Linked DNA regions of Homo sapiens: region 1 is linked to region 2. Evidence: read pairs that join two places in POLR2A ChIA-PET (ENCODE). Cell type or tissue: MCF 10A. All regions are shown on one strand. Each heading gives the region's core, and the rest is flanking DNA. Links, peaks and the distances in the headings are about the cores only. Region 1 overlaps STEAP3 (STEAP3 metalloreductase). Region 2 has its middle 20 kb from the start of DBI.

Region 1 (8,445 bases), core at 3,356-5,855, 150 kb before region 2:
ACTGTCCTCGGCAGGGAACCAGATGTTGGGACCAGCATCCCCTAGAGGGCTCAAGGAGCCCAGTGCCGACCCCAGTGCCCCAGTGCCCAGCCACCAGGGCTGTGGCCCTGAGCAGCAGGTCCTCCTACTCTTCCCTCCACCCCAGATCTTCTGCTCTGCTCTTCCCCCTTCTTCTTCCCACTCCCAAGTCCCAAATAGTAGCAGGTCTTTTCCTCCGATTGTCTTGGGGAGAAATGGGCATGTACCTCCAGGCCATTATCTTAGAGCACATTTTTAGAAGATTTTAAAGTAAATTTTTCCATTAGGCAGAGAACACCGTGTATTGATTTGGGTGCATCTATTTCTGCTTTACCCAGACAAAAAGATTTACAAAATATCCTAGAGAGGAATAGAATTAAAAATGAGTAAATTTAACAGGCTCAGAGCGTAGCACTTTATTTGTCTCATATAATCCTTGCCACACCTCATTAAGGTGAGGAACATCAGCCCATAGTGCAGATGAGGAAATGGGGCTCAGGAAGGTGAAGTGACTTGGCCGGGCCGCCAGCTAGCAAGTGGTCTGGTGGGATATGAAATTCCATCCCTCTGCTGGGCCCTTGCTGGCTGACCTTGCAGTTTACTAAGGTGACTGATCCTGAATAAATCCAGAGTGTTCTAACGTTTTGCTGAGCCCGTGTCCTGTTGGCTGCATTGTGGGGAGTGGCCTGGCCTGGCTAGGGAAGCTCTCAGTGACCAATTGTGGCTTCAGCTGTGTTATTTAGAGAATCCCAGGGGCTGAAATGATCCTCTGCCTGGTTAGGGAAGGGATGACTTTAGGAGGAAGAGGGACCTAATGCCCCACTTAGCAGATCTGCAGCTGTGTGCATGTTTCCACCTGCACATCCTTCTATAAACCCTCAGCCATGTGGGTGAGCAGCAGACGGTGCCTCCCCCACTCCCCCTGGAACACATCTGCCCTGTTCACTGACCTGGGAGCTGGTGGGGTGGACCTCAGACCCCAGCACTTGGCACACACACATCATCCCCTGGGCCCTGGAATGGCTTGCATGGATGGCAGAGAAATAGCTGTGTGAGCAAAGGCCAAGAGAACAGTTTAGCCCAAGGCACCATTTTTACAACAACAACAGGTAATGGTACTGATTATATAAGCCTCACTTGTCCAGAGGTCACGGGGCTTAGGAACCTCAATTATGTGGAAAACAAATAGGACATAACTTCAGAAGGTTGCAGAGCCACTGTGCTAGTGTGGTCTTTGTGTTGCTATAAAGGAATACCTGAAGCTGGGGAATTTGTAAAGAGAAAAGGTGTTTTTCAAAAGGAAGACAAACATTTGAATGCTCTGGATTTATTCAGGATCAGTCACCTTAGTAACCTGCAAGGTCAGCCAGCAAGGGCCCAGCAGAGGAGTGGATTCATATCCCACCTGACCACTTGCTAGCTGGTGGCCTGGGCAAGTCACTTCACCTTCCTGAGCCCCATTTCTTCATGTGCACCATGTGTGCAGAGATCACCTGGGGAGAGAGGAAGTAAGAGAGAGAGAGAGGGTAGGGAGGTGGCAGGCTCTTTTTAACAAGCTGCTCTCGAGGAAACTAATACAGTGAGAACTAACAGGGAACTTACTTGCTCCTCTGCCCTCCCCCCAGCCAGGGAGGGAATCCACCCCCATGACCCAAACACCTCTTATTAGGTGCACCTCCAGTATTGGAGATCAGAATTCAACATGAGGTTTTTGGGGGACAAACCTCCAAACCACAGCAGCCACCAACATTGGTGTTACAAAATCCATCCAATGACATAGGCTCATGGAGCGCGCTTAAGCTGTCATCCAAAACATGTTTACTCTTGGTTTACACACACTAGTAGCAGTCTGCCATACCTCAATTTCCTTTTTTATTTTAGGTAACAACTTTTTAAATAACCTTACTGAGCTATGCCTCACATCACCACGCAATTCACCCATTCAAATGGTGAGTTGCATGGTGTACCCGTGAGGATCACTCCCCATTTTCTCCAAATCCCCCATTCTGGCCACCACTAATCTACTTTCTGTCTCTATTGATTTGTTTATTCTAGACATTTATATAAGTGTAATTATGTAATGTCTGGCCTTTTGTAATTGGCTTCTTTCCCTTAATGCTTTCAAGGTTCACCCCTGTTGGATGCATACTTAGTTCTCTTTATGGCTGAATATTAATCCACCGGATGGATAGGCCACATTTTGTTTAACCATTCCTCAGTTGATGGACGTTTGAATTGTTTCCACTTTTTGGGTATTATGAATAATGGGTGAAAATGTTTTTGTGTGGATATACATTCTTCCTTCTCTTGGATATATAGCTAGGAGTGGAGTTGCTGGGTCATATAGAAACTGTTTAACGTTTTGAAGAATTCCCAGGCTGTTCTCCACGGTGCCTGCACCATTTTACAATCCCAGCAGCAGTGTAGGAGGGTTCTGATTTCTCCACATCCTCCCTGTCTTTTAAAAAAATATATCATTGTAGCCATCCTAGTGGGTGTGAAGTGGTATCTCATTGTGGTTTTCATTTGCATTTCCCTGAGGGCTAATGATGCTGAACATCTTTTCATGTGCATTTGTATATCTTTTTTGGAGAAGTGTCTTTTCCAGTCTTTTGCCCACTTTATGTAGGTTGTTTGTCTTTTTAATACCGAGGTGTAAGAGTTCTTCAGATATTTAGAAACAGGTCCCCTTATCAGTTATATGATTTCCTGAACTTTTCTCCATTCTGAGTTGGCTTTGCACTTTCTCGATGCTGTGCTCTTTCGATTTCGTCAGCAGCGAATTAGCAGGACCTGGGGGGCTTTAAGAGGTGAGCAGGCAGACAGACAGCGCCCACAAAGTCCTGAGGATGAGAGAAGAGGCAGAGCTTACACAAAGGCTCTGTGAAAACTGAAGATGGACCCCAGGCAGGTTGGGGTGATCCCTGGGGTGCTGGATGAGGATCTGATTTTGTACTGCATTTTGGAAGGATTTCTGCCCCCAGAGGCTACATAGGCTCCAGTGGTGTGTGCAGTCAGGCAGAGAGATGCACAGAACCTCTACAGTGTGCCAGGCATGGTGTGGGGTTCTGGGTGCATGTGGAACAACACACAGCAATCTTGCCCTCCCAAAGCTCAGGGAAGTGGGGGCGGGGGGTGGACAACGAGCACATGAGAAAAAGACCACAGGGGAAGAACTCCCAGAAACATCCCAGCCACAGCGCAATGCCCCAGGTGTATATGGCCCTTGGCTACTTCATGCCCTTGAGGGAAAATCGGTATTTTCATTTTACACTTGATGAAACAGGTTAGAGAAAGGACTGGCGTGTCCAGTACCTCCCAGTGAGAAGATACTCAGAGTAGACCCCAGATCCAGGTCCTTCCTCTTTCCCTCTCTACACGTTTTCAGTCTAGAAAAGAGTTCTGTGCGAGAATTTTTTTGTTTTTGTTTGTTTGTTTGAGACGGAGTCTCACTCTGTCGCCCAGGCTGGAGTGCAGTGGCGCGATCTCGGCTCACTGCAACCTCCGCCTCCCAGGTTCAAGCGATTCTCCTGCTTCAGCCTCCGGAGTAGCTGGGATTACAGGCACGTGCCAACACACCCAGGTAATTTTTGTATTTTTAGTAGAGATGGGGTATCACCATGTTGGCCAGGCTGTGTGCAAGAATTTATGTTTTCACTTGTGGCTTGCTGAGCCCTGGTGCTGGCTGTGGGCACATACTCGTTCACCCAGGGACATGCACTGTTGATGGGTCCTTGCACTCTGGGCTATCTTGGGCCCCGTTTGCTCAATGCAGGCCCCTCTTTCTGAAGCGCTTTTCTTGGGCTCACTCTCAATTCGTCAAAGTTCGGCTCAGGCCCACCTCCTGCAGGAATCCTCCCAGTCCCCGCTGTCCGAAGTCAGTACCCTTGTCAGGAGACCTTAAACACTTTAGTCCACTGCCTGGCCCTCCCATGGGGCAAAGGTCTCCAGGGTGTGTGTGCACTTCCTTGGGGCTTCTTAAGGCTCATTCCCTGGGATTAGGGAGGACATACAGAGCCTCCTTGCACCTACATTTGTTTACATATTACTTATACCACATACAACGTTATAGGGCACTGCTGCATAAGTGTACATTTTGAATGTATTTTACTTATAAAGAAATAGAGCAGTAATAGGAACATGTGCCCCTAAATGTAATTTTACTGACCAGACAAAAAAAATTTTTTTTAATTGAAAATAAGTAGCTGGACGTGATAGCATGCGCCTGTAGTCCCAGCTACTCAGACTCAGAAGTCTGAGACAAGAGAATTGCTTGAACCTGGGAGGCAGAGGTTGCAGTGAGTCGAGATCGCGCCACTGCACTCCAGGCTGGCGACACAGCGAGACTCCGTCTCAATAAATAAATAACTAATAAATAAACAAAAATTTAAAAAAATTGAAGATAACTGTGGGCTGCTTGAGGACAAGAACTGGGTTATTTTCTCTCTCTTTGCTCAGTCAGTCCCCACATGGGAGGCGTGCGAGGCACCCCGTTCTTGGCCTGCAGGCCGCCCCCACTCCATCTGGCTGCAGGGTGCCACAGCCAGCCTCTGATTGCCAGTGGCCCCAGCACCTCAATCCATACCGACCTCACAGCAAACCCTCCGTGGCCACAGCCTGCCCTGGCCACTCATGTCTGAAAGGTGATCGGTGTCCATGAAGAAGAGGCCATGGGGCTGTGGATGTCATGTGGCCAACTGTTAGTGGCCTGCGCAAGAGCAGACAGGAGCTGGCAGGCAGGCCCATGGGCCAGGCGTGGCTCCCAGCCATAAACACAGGCTGTAGCCCTGCCGGGAAGAAGGAGGGGACAGACAAGCCTGGGCAGAGACCCAGAGGGGACCAGGACACCCGATCCTCCATGGCAGTTCTGTCCACAGCTTGGGAGGAGAGGCAGGCAGGTCTGCAGGCAGGAGACAGGCCTCGGCCCACAGAGCTGCAATCTGATCCCATCTGCTCCCTCTCCAGTTCTATAAATAGAACCCCCAGGGAGCCAGGGCCCAGACAGGGTTAGTCACACCCTCACCTCAGGCCGCAGGGACAGGCCTCTGGGACTTCCAAGACATGTACCACCTGTCCTGCCCCCAACCCCTGCCAGCCTTCAGCAGGAGGGTTCATGCTGAGCATCAGGAGGGGGCAGAAGAATTGAACGTGGCCACTGTCCATGAAGAAGTTAGAGAAGAGTACACACAACACACATGCACACAAGAATAGGACACGTGCACACACACACACACATGCATACAAGATTAGGAAACACAAGTGCACACACAACCAGTCAGAAATGAGCTCTGAGCTTTTACACATATTAACTCATTTCATCCTCAAACAGTCTTTAGAGAGGTATAATTAGTGTTCCCGTTTTAAAGGTGAGGGAACTAAGGCACAGAGGAGCTATGTAACTCACCCAAAGGCACCCAGCTACTGGCATGTGAGGCCATGATTTCTCCCCAGCAGCCCCACCCACAGCCCGTGCCTTTAACCACCTGCCTGACCCCTCCCAGCCAAGTGGCTCCGTCCCTACATCAGAAAGGTCAAGGAAGAGGCCGCCTAGGGAGCAGTACAAGGCAGCATTACAACCTGGCATTTTCCTGTTGCAGACTGCATTTTGGTGGCAAGAGAAGCTTTGGAGGTGCTTAACGTTTAGTTTGCATTTATCCTACCGCTGAAAAGCAGGGACCCTTAGGACCATAAGTCTAGGACTTTTCATAGCACCCTAGACTGCTGGGGATGAAAGGGGCTTGGAGCTGAGCTGGTGCAGCAGCTCCTGTTAGAGAAGCCACCCAGAGAGGCCCAGGGACCTCCTATGTCCCAGCGCCAGTTAGGGGCAGACGTGGGACCAGCTCCCCTCGGCTGCAGCGGCCTCCATATCAGCTCCCTGGAAGGGAGCAGATGCCAAGTCAGGTTCTGAGCAACACCCTCAAGGCCCAGCCCTGGCAATCCCTTCCCACCTGTGATTAGGTCTGGGGTTCAACAAAAATAGGACTCAAAATCTGGATCTTCTCGCCTTGCTTCACTTTGGGCTGGTTCAGTTTTGTTTCGAGGTAAATCATTCGAGGTTTTTCAGGGATCCTCAGATGCATGTCTGCGTGAAGCCGTCCTGGCTTCCCCTTCGGCTGCCCCCTGGGCAAGAGCCTGGGCCATACCTGTGCCATTCCTGAGCTCTGTCTCTAGCTGCCCTATGTCCAGTCATTGGCGATGGGTCTTATTCAAGCCCCCTTTCCCCCAACCCACACTAGATTGTAAGCCCTCAGGGTGGGGACCGCTTCTCACTCATCCTTATATGCTTAGGAGTGTTCAGCACAAAGTCACTCAGGAGATGGCAGGCAGCGGGGAGAGGGCAGAGACAGAGGAGAGGCTTCTGTCCAGAGGGTTCCTACTTAGGATCATCCAAATCATCAGCAAATGTTGGAAAGATGGTCTGGGGGCCTCAGGCTGGCTACTCTTCCTCCCCATCAGGGCAAAACTCCCCGGGGGCTTGTGTCTCCCTGTGGTTGGGGACAGGCCTGGGTGTATCTGTCCCAGCCTTGACTGACCACAAGGGGAGACTTGGCCCTCCCGACCACAGGAGAAGAGGGATTTGAATTCACCTCGGCCCAAATTGCAGATGCTGGCCTGCGAGCCCTGAGGCCATCTGCAAGGCTCCTGGGCTGACATAACTGTCACCCAGCTCTTCATCCTCCTTCCCCGGGGCTGAAGGGGTGCCTGCAGGGTCTTCTGCCCTCCCTCCACCTGGGCCCTACTGCTGGCACGGAGCTTCATTTCTGTTGGCAGCCAGTGTTTGCTTAGTGATTACTGAATGCCGTTTGCTGGGTGCTTATGATGTGCTCAGCACTGTTCTAAGTGCTTTACACAATTGACTTATTTACTCCTACAACCTGCCCATAAGGGAAGTGCTGCCATGGTCTCCCTTTTATAGCTGAGAAAACTGAGGCACAGATAGGTCCATGGTCACACAGTTAACATAAGGCAGAGTCAGGACCAGAATCCAGGCGGACTGGCTCCAGAGCCCGGCTCCTGGACCGAGCAGCCTTGAGTAGGGACCTGGTGCAGACCCGCCTGCCGTGGACTCACTATAGGATGGGTCAGGAGGCCCGTTGTCACCTACAAAATGTAGCCCACCACCCAGGAAACGCTCCCAGAACCAGGCAGAAAATACTGTCTCCTATTCACAGGGTGGCTGTGCCTGGCGTGAGTGTCTTGGCGGGTGCCTGCATGTCTGTGCAGGAGTGCCACCCCCATCTGTGGACTCGGAAAGCATGATCCCCACAAAAGCAACCCCTCAGAGTCTCAGCTCAGCCAATCCCTGTTATCCTGTGACAGGCAGGGCCATGTTTCAAAACCATGTTAAAGATGAGCAAGAGGCTAAGGAAGTTTCCCATGCTGGCAGAGGCAGGACAGGAACACATGTCCCCTGACTCTTGACATTGAGAATGCACCCCCTTCCACCCACCTGGCCTCTTGTCCCAGCCAGTGTGGTCCCAGCTATGCAGCTCTCTGGGACATCTCTGGAAAGCTCATTGTTCTCTGTCTGGGCAGTAAGACGGAGTGAGGCTCTGACTGCCGAGGCAGACAGACCTGCCTCCTGCTCTTCCTCCCCTCAATTATTTGTGCTGCCTGAAACAAGTTCCTGAGCCTCCCTGAGCCTCAGTTCCCTCCTCTGTAAAGTGGGAATGATAACTGAATCTACTTCCTGGGGTTCTTGTGAGGACCAGAGGCCCATCACCCGAGGAAAGGCCTGACAGCAGCAATGGGTGTATGGTAGGCATCCATTAATAGGAACTGCTGCTGCTGCTGCTGCCTTATAAAAGGAAAAATCACAGTTTCAAAAACCTCTTAAGATTGCATGATTTGTCATCTGAGAGCAGAGATTGTGATCTCCATTGACAAAGATGGAAGCTGGGGCCCAGGGAGGCACACAGACTTGTCTGAAGACACACAGCTGCTTCATAGCAGAGCCGGGCCCAGCCTCCTGGTTCCCCTGCCCCATCTTTATGTCAGTCCCTGGATCCACTCCCTCACCTGGTCAGGTGTCCAGAGGTTCCAGGAGAGTGTTGTGGAAAAGTAGGAAGAGGCAGACGCCCATGGAGGGTGTTGAAAGCCACCCCAGCTGCTCTGCTGCTTCAGGGCAGGGGATCTTAAGCCCTGTGGAACTGTAGGCTGGTGAAGCTTGTGGACTTCTGCTCAGAATAATGTTCTTACATGCACCAGACAAAATAGCTTAGGGTTACAAATGAAATATATTATATGGAAACACAGCGAAAATATTTTTTAAAAAAGACTACAGTAGCATTAGGCATGCTTCTTTATTAGCACATTAAATGACAAGCTCTAGTGGCAGATCTAATGTCTACCATAATTTTATTTTTACTTTTATTATTATTATTATTATTATTATTATTATTATTATTATTATTTTGAGATAGTCTT
Region 2 (8,445 bases), core at 3,559-6,058:
CCGTAAGATAATAGATCCTTGTGTGTTTAAACCACTTTTTTCAGGAGACCGCTACACGCAGACAAATGCAATTCCTAGGTAATAAAGTTACTGTAGTTAGTCAGGGCTGTGCCCATATTAGGTAAGTATGGTAAAGTCCTAGGGTATGGGACCCAGGATTCTGGAACAGAAACTATTGCATTTATAGTTATGTGACAGTCTCAAAAATTTGGTGCTCCAGAAGTAGAAAATGAAAAGGACACAAATTTAAGGGGCTCTTTGAGATGGAGTGTCGCTCTGTCGCCCAGGCTGGAGTGCAGTGGTGAGATCTGGGCACACTGCAACCTCCGCCTCCCGGGTTCAAGCAATTCTCCTGCCTCAGCCTCCTGAGTAGCTGGGATTACAGGCGCGTACCTCCACACCTGGCTAATTTTTATATTTAGTAGAGACGGGGTTTCATCATGTTGGTCACGCTAGTCTTGTAATCCTGACCTCGTGATCCACCCTCCTCAGCCTCCCAAAGTGCTGGGATTACAGGCATGAGCTACCGTGCCTGGCCTAAAAGTTTCTTACATTTGGGTTGTGAGCCTGTATTCCGTATTTGTTACATTAGTCTCTGCACTTTTCAGTATTTTTAAAAATAGTGGGCATGGGATGTAGTGGGAAGAAAATCACTGTAGCACTCCTCCAGGTCAAGTGGGCATGAAGAGACATCCCTACAAAACTTCCTCACTGATGAGGGAAGTGGATTGGCTTAGCTCACTGTGGTAAATTGGATGATTGTTCCCAACCCCTGGCACCCTCCGTAAAGGATTATCTGTCTGTGCCCTTCACTGTTCCAACCTGAAGTGTGCCCACCAGAAGTGAACTGCTCGTCCCCACCCATTCACTCGAGCTTGGTCATAGGACTTGCTTTGCACAACGGCATGTGATCAGACATGATCCAGGAAAGAGCTTTATATGAGCTTGTGTGGCTTAGCCGGCCCTCTTGAACTTCTGCCATCTGCCATGGGAAGAAGATGCCAAGGAGCCACTGTTGCCAGGTACATGAGAGATAAGCAAGGCCTACCTGAAGCTAACCACAGCCTTGAGCAAGTCCAACTGATCCCAGATAAGCCTGGCAGAGCCACCATCAACTGAAGGCCTGTGAGCTAGAAATTAACAAATAAATCTTGTAAGCCACTGAGTCTTAGGGGTTGTTGATCATGCAGCATTATTGCAGCAGATGTTTATAATGAACATCTGATGTTTTTGTCTGTCTGGCATCCTTCTCTCAGCCTACTAAGAACAGTTCCTCTCTCTTTGCAGCAACTGCCAAAAGGTGCTTCTGGCAGGCTGCCAGCCACAGTACCTCATCCCAGAAGTGGATGTATCAGGAGTCCATTCAAGACAGCAGGAAGGGAGAAGAAAGGATAAAAGGGTACCCTTCCTTTTTAAAGATTTGTGGTTAGCAGAATAATGATCTACCCAGAGAGGTTCGTGTCTGAATCCCCCAGAACCTGTGAATAGATTAGGTTGCATGGAAAGGAGAAGTAGGGTTGCTAATCTGCTGATTTTAAGGTGGGGAGATGCCTGGATTATCCAGATGGACCCGGTGTAATCACAAGGGTCCTTAAGTGTGGAAGAGATAGGCAGAACAGGCAATGTCAGGATGGTGCGATGTAAGAACAACTCAGTCAGCCATCACTGACTTTGAAGATGGAAGAAGACACTAACCAAGGCACGTGGCAGCCTCTAGAATCTAGAAAAGGTGAGGAAACAGATTCTCCCCTACAGCCTCCAGAAGGAACAGCCCCCCAGACACCTTGATTGTAGCCTGGTGAGACCCATATCAAACTTCTGACCTCCAGAACTGTAAGTCAATAAATTTATGTTGTTTTAAGCTACTGCATTTGTGGTGATCTGTTACAATAATAGGAGCTGATACAGGATCTTTCTGTAAAGGACCACACACCTGTCATTGGCCAGAATTTAACCACCTAGCCATCCCTAGCTACAAGAGAGATGGGCACATTGCCAACATGAATAAAATCAGGAGAATTTATGTCATTACCAGGGGAAGGAGGAAATGTATGTTGGAGTGAACAAATGGCAGCCTCAGTCACAGAATCCCATTCCTCTGGCCACAGTGACGTTCCAAAGATGGGCATAGGAGTCAACAACACACTAGCTGTCCTCTGAGATCGTATTTGGACGTTAGAAGAAAAATCTCTTTCTCATGGAGATGCTAAGCCTGGAGCTTACTCTAGCCACTCCCTCCACCCTGCCACCCACCAGGAGAGAATGAGTTCAACAAAAAAGAGAGGAAGAGCTAAGAGATGGACATTGTTCTAGTTCTCTATTTTTGTGTAACAAGTCACCTCAGAAATTAAATTAGTGGCTTAAAATAACAACAATCACTTTATTATTATTGTTTTCATGGCTCTGGGGTTAGTTGGGCTCACCTGGGTGGGTCTTGTTCAGGATGGCTCCCAAGGCTGCACCTGATGGTGGAGGCTGGAGTCCCACAGAGCTTCCTCACTCATGTGTCTGGTAGATGATTGATGCTGGCGATTGGCCAGACGCCTACACCTGGCTCCCCATGTGGCTTGGGCTTCCTCAGAGCATGGTGGCCGAGTTCCCAAAGTCGGTGTCCCCAGAGAGTGGGCAGAATTTGTGTCACCTGGTATAACCTAGCCTCATAAATCACACAGCATCCCTTCTGCCATAGTCATAAGCCCACCCAAATTCAAGGAGAAGGAACATAAACCCCATCTCTTCATGGGAGGAAAGTCAAAGTCATATTGTAGGAAAGGCCCATGGGATGGGAGATTGTTGCAGCCATTTTTGGAAAATATAAGCTGCAAGAGATTCCATATTATCACATGAAGCTTCAATCAAACTGTCCTTTCCAATGTAACTCTTTTTTGTGTATGCTGGTACGAGAGAGGTTTCTGTCATTTTCTGGCTACAACAACATTATACACACGTCCCACAAGACTCCATAAGTGGTAGTTCCCTTTCCCCTGTTCCTTCTTTTCCAGTGGCCCTTCACTTTCCCTGTGGATGGTGGAAATTTGTCACTAAAGCTGTCTGTGTTGCAAGAGAGCATAGCAGCAACCTTTGCCACTATGGACGGTTATGAAACTTTTTCAACATACATAAAAGTTGAAATAATTTTACAGCAAACTCCTGTGTATTCACTACACAGATTTTCTTTACTTTAGTTGCATTATCTTTTTTTTCTTTTAAAAAAAAACATTTTGTAGGAATGGGGTTTTTCTGTTTTGTCTACACAGTTCATAGCCCTGCCTTACAACTACACTTTCGGGAAGTTTTATAATGCATCTGCCCCAGCCGAATGCAGGCAGAGCCCTGCTCTTCAGCAGTAGGCTTTGTTCCGCCTACCCACAGACTCAACATTTCCATCAGTACGAATCTAAACTGGAACCTGCACTGTCTTTACAGTATAAGCAAAAAATTTGCAAATTTTGCCATATTCTTGGACAGACTGTAAAAAAGATTTTTAAAAAAAGAAAAGAAGGCAAGGAGCAGTGGCTCACGCCTATAATCCCAGCACTTTGGGAGGCTGAGGCAGGCAGATCACCTGAGGTCGGGAGTTCGAGAAACTTTAGTAGAGACGAGCTCGTCTCTACCAAAAATACAAGCATGCCTGTAATCCCAGCTACTCGGGAGGCTGAGGCAGGAGAATCACTTGAACCCCAGAGGCGGAGGTTGCAGTGAGCCGAGATGGCACCATTGCACTACAGCCTGGGCAAAAAGCAAAACTCCATCTCAAAAAAAAAAAAAGAAAAGAAAGAAAAGAAAAAAGATTTGCAAATTGATTTTTCATCTCTTTCTTTCTTTTTAATTTTAATATAGCAAGCTTATCCTTAAGCAAATTGATTTTTAAGAGATATTAAACAAGCCTTGGCAATATTGCCTTCTCAATCCCCAGAGAGAAATCTTCACATCCCATCTCCAAACTGCTGCATTTTAAGAAATATTTTTCCAAATATGAAAAACAATATGCATGCATTGCAGAAAACTTAGAAAATATTGAAAACTATAAAAAGAGAACAAATAATCTCTCATAATCATTTAGCACATAATGGGAATCATACTGTGTATAAAGTTCTAAACCTGATTTTTCTCCCCTAAAGTATATCATGAAAAATGTCTGCATAATATTTGCATCGCATTGTTAAACTATAATTTAATTAGTACACTATAAGCAATACCCTATTTTTCCTGTTATTATAATAATTTGTTAAACTTTTTTTTTTTTTTTTTTTTGAGACGGAGTCTCGCCCTGTCGCCCAGGCTGGAGTGCAGTGGAGCGATCTCGGCTCACTGGCTCACTGCAAGCTCCGCCTCCCGGGTTCACACCATTCTCCTGCCTCAGCCTCCCAAGTAGCTGGGACTACAGGTGCCCGTCACCACGCCCGGCTAATTTCTTTTTGTATTTTTAGTAGAGACAGGGTTTCACCGTGTTAGCCAGGATGGTCTCGATCTCCTGACTTTGTGATCTGCCCGCCTCGGCCTCCCAAAGTGCTGGGATTCCTCGCCCAGCCTGTTAAATATCTTTATACATGGATCTTTGAAAACATTTTTTTTGCCCCTAGAATAGATATACTCTTGGATATAACTTATTGAGTAAAAATGTATGATCTTTTATACATATTGTTAAATTATTTTTGTAAAAACCTGTTACTAGTAATGTATAAAAGTGCCCTCTCACCAACTTCTTGCTAGCACTGAATATTATTATTTTAAACATTGTTGTTTTTATAATTCAGCCGGTAAGTTGTAGCTTGCAGTTTCAGGCTCCCTTGAAAGTGAAAAAGGTTTGATGGCTGCCTTCTCCAGGATTCTCTTTAGCGGCCTCTGCTGCTTCAGAGGCAGTCTTTCTCTCTCTATCGCTCTCTCTCTCTCCCTTGGGGCCATCTTGCATAATTTCTGGTTTCCTCCTTCCTGTTGTATTTTGGAGTTCTTCCCACAGACTTTTTCTTTTTCAGTCCCAGCTCTCCACTTCAAAGTCTACTTCTGCCAGGGTGCAGCAGGTCAGATGTTTTCCATTAACTAAGGTAGTATATGTTAAATGGTTAACCCAGAACCCTCTGGAGTCAGCAGAGGTGTTGAGTGGAGCTGTGCCTGCCAGGAAATGCCCCCTTATCCTCATTTCTGCCCATTGGGCAGAGCAGCATTTTCCGCTTGGCAGAGCAGGCCTGATGCAGCGCTCAGAGGGAACCAAGCCAGTGCTGGCATTGCTGCCAATAGCTACTGAGGAAGCAATCTCCTTAACGATACATGTGATCAAGACTCAAAAGCTTAAAAGAGAACCTGTAGATCTTGCGTGGGCAGAGGCCATGAGTCATCTAGAAATGGTGTTTGGGGCTGTGAGCAGATGACACCATTTCCAGTGGAGACAGTCACGGGACAGACTGCAGGACAGAACTGGGACCTGGGATCTGCAGAAGCCACATGATGGAGTGATAAGACCACCTGGCCTGGGCCAGGACGCAGACCATTCTTTTAGCCACACCAAACTTTAAAGGACTTTCCATTTGTTATTTCTCTCCATTTTATTATGAAAATAAGTTGAAAGAATTTTCCAGCAAACACCCATGTGTCCACTACATAGATTTTCTCACAGCATTTTACACGAATTGCTTTTTTTTTTTTTTTTTTAACATTTTGTAGAGATGGGGTTTTGCTATTTTGCCCAGGTTGGTCTCAAATCCTGGGCCTCAGGCAATCCTCCTGCCTCGGCCTCCCAAAGTGCTGGGATTACAAGCATGAGTCACTGCACCGGGCTGCATTATCATATATTAATCCACCTATCCATCATCCCTCTATCTCTCAAGCAATCTAAATTATTTTTTCTGTGAATATCAAAATAAGTTGCCGATGTCAGTATGCTTCCCCAAAAAACTGAATCATGTATATTATTAATCAAAGTTCAGTATTTATTTACAGTCCATTATTTCCTTAGGGAAAGATTTATATACCACAGATTGCATGCAAAAACGTGTACTGTGTGATGTTTTAACAAATGCATATACTTGTACAACCCAGATCCCTATCGAAATATAGAACATTACATCCAGAAATTTCCTTCATGCCCCTTCCCAGTCAATATCTGTCATCATGGTCCTAGAGGCAAATTCTGCTCTGGCTTTTTCTACCGCAGATTAGTTTTGCCTGTTCTACAACTTCCTATAGATGAAATTATATATTTGTATTTTTGTGTGTGAGACTTCTTTTACTCCATCTAAGGACACTTTACTATGTAGGAGGAAACTGGCAAACTATAGGGCCTGCCAGGATCCTGTTTTTTGTTTAGGAACAGAGAAAACCTTTTTTCCTAAATCGAATTTTAAGTGACAGTAAGAAACACCATTAAGGGGGCAAAGGTTTCCTATCTCATTCTATGGAGCCAGCACTGCCCTAACACCAAAACCAAACAAAGACATTACAAGAAAAGAAAACTGCAGACCAGTATCTTTTATGAGCATAGATGCAAAATCCTCAACAAAATATTAGCAAATTGAATCCAACAGTTTGATAGAAAAGTGTAACTGACTTTGGGAGGCTGAGGCAGGCAGATCACTTGAGCTCAGGAGTTTGAGACCAGTCTGGGCAACATGGCAAAACCCCACCTCTACTAAAAATACAAAAATTAGCTGGGTATAGCGGTGCACTCCTCTAATCTCAGCTACTGGGGAGGCTTAGGTGGATGGATTGCTTGAGCCTGGGGAGGTTGAGGCTGCGGTGAACCGAGATCATGCCACTGCACTCCAGCCTGGGCAACAGAGCGAGACACTGTCTCAAACAAAACAAAACAAAAAAAAACAAAAGAAAGAAAAGTGTAATCACCCAACAGGTTCTCCTTGCCCACTGCCTAGAGAGAGCTGATTTATCAAGACAGGGGAATTGCAATAGTTTAATTCTCACAGAGCCAGCTGTATGGGTGACTGCAGTTTTATTATTATTCGAATCAGTCTCCCAGAAAGCTAGGGGATCAGGGTTTTTAAGGATAATTTGGTGGGCAGGGGGTCAGAACATGGGAGCACTGACAGGTTGAGTTGGAGATGAAATCATAGGGAGCTGTGCTCTTGTGCTGAGTCAGTTCCTGGATGGGGGCCACAAGACCAGATGAGCCAGTTTCTCGATCTGGGTGGTGCCAGCTGATCCATTGAGTGCAGGGTCTGATCTTAGGTTTTGCAATAGTAATATTATCCCCAGGATAATTTGGGAGGTTTAGAATCTTGCAGCCTCTAGCAGCGTGACCCCTAAACCATAATTTCTAATCTTGTGGCTAATCTGTTAGTCCTGCAAAGGCAGTCTAGTCCCCAGGCAGGAAGCGGATTTGTTTTGGAAGAGGGCCGTTATCATCTTTGTTTCAAAGTTAAGCCATAAACTAAGTTCCTTCCAAAATTAGTTTGGCCTGCACCCAGGAATGAACAAGGACAGTTTGGAGGTTAGAAGAAATATGGAATCAGTTAGGTCAGATCTCTTTCACTGTCATAATTTTCTGTTCTAATTTTTGCAGAGGCGGTTTCAAAAGAATTATACACACAACCAAGTGATATTTCTCCCAGGAATGCAAGGCTGATTTAATATTCAAAATCAATTAATGTTACTCATCACATCAACATGTTAAAAGAGAAAAATCACATGATCTTATTAATAGATGCAGAAAAAGCATTTGACAAAATTCAGCATGCATTTATGATTAAAAAAAGAAAACTTCAGTAAACTAGGAATAGAGGGGAACTTCCTCAACTGGGTGAAGGATATCTACAAAATATCTATAGCTAACATCTTACTTAATAGTGAGAGACTCAAAGCTTTCCCACTAAGGAAACAAGGAATAAAGCAAGGATGTCCTCTCTCCCCACTCCTTTTCAACATTATCCTGGAAGTTCTAGCTAATGCAATGAGATGAGGAAAGGAAATAAAAGAATACAAACTTAAAGAATACAATAAATACAAATAAAAAATACAAATTAGAAAGGAAGAAATAAAACTATTTTTGTTTGCAGATGATATGATCATAGTCAATGAAAAACTTCTGGAACTAATAAGCAATTATAGCAGGATTCCAGGATACAAGGTTAATATACAAAAGCCAATTACTTTCCTATATACCAAGTGGAATTTGAAATTAAAAACACAGTACCATTTCCATTAACATCCCCCAATATGAAATCCTTAATTATAAATCTAACAAACTATATCCAAAATTTTTATGAGGAAAAGTACAAAATTCTGATGAATGAAATCAAAGAACTAAATAAATGGAGGTATATTACATGTTCATGGAGGAAGACTCAATATTTTCAAGATGTTAGCTCTTCCTCAGCTTGATCTAATTTAATGCAGTCCCAATCAAAATTTTATCAAGCTATTTTGTGGATATTGGTAAATTAATTCTGAAGTTTATATGCAGAGGCAAAAGATCTAGAATAGTGAACACGATAT

What was found. ChIA-PET counts read pairs that join two places held together with the same protein. Peaks named below come from ENCODE experiments on the same cell type or tissue, not always from the same donor. Only the 100,000 strongest peaks of a DNase experiment are listed, where the experiment ranks them.
Region 1: POLR2A ChIA-PET joins it to region 2 with 5 read pairs; 3 of 35 experiments call an interaction of 5 or more read pairs at or near these places.

What each region holds. Positions count from the first base shown.
Region 1 is chr2:119,235,830-119,244,274 of GRCh38, forward strand. All of the region lies in intron 2 of STEAP3 (STEAP3 metalloreductase), which reads left to right. Among named protein-coding and RNA genes, the nearest start is that of STEAP3-AS1, 9.0 kb to the right of the region's middle. RefSeq lists enhancers at 4,253-4,769, 4,770-5,286. In MCF 10A, for the core only: no CTCF peak of the experiment used is centred there; a DNase peak (open chromatin) is centred at 4,842.
Region 2 is chr2:119,382,628-119,391,072 of GRCh38, forward strand. No RefSeq gene overlaps it. Among named protein-coding and RNA genes, the nearest start is that of DBI, 20 kb to the left of the region's middle. In MCF 10A, for the core only: a CTCF peak has its summit at 4,865; DNase peaks (open chromatin) are centred at 4,904 and 5,284.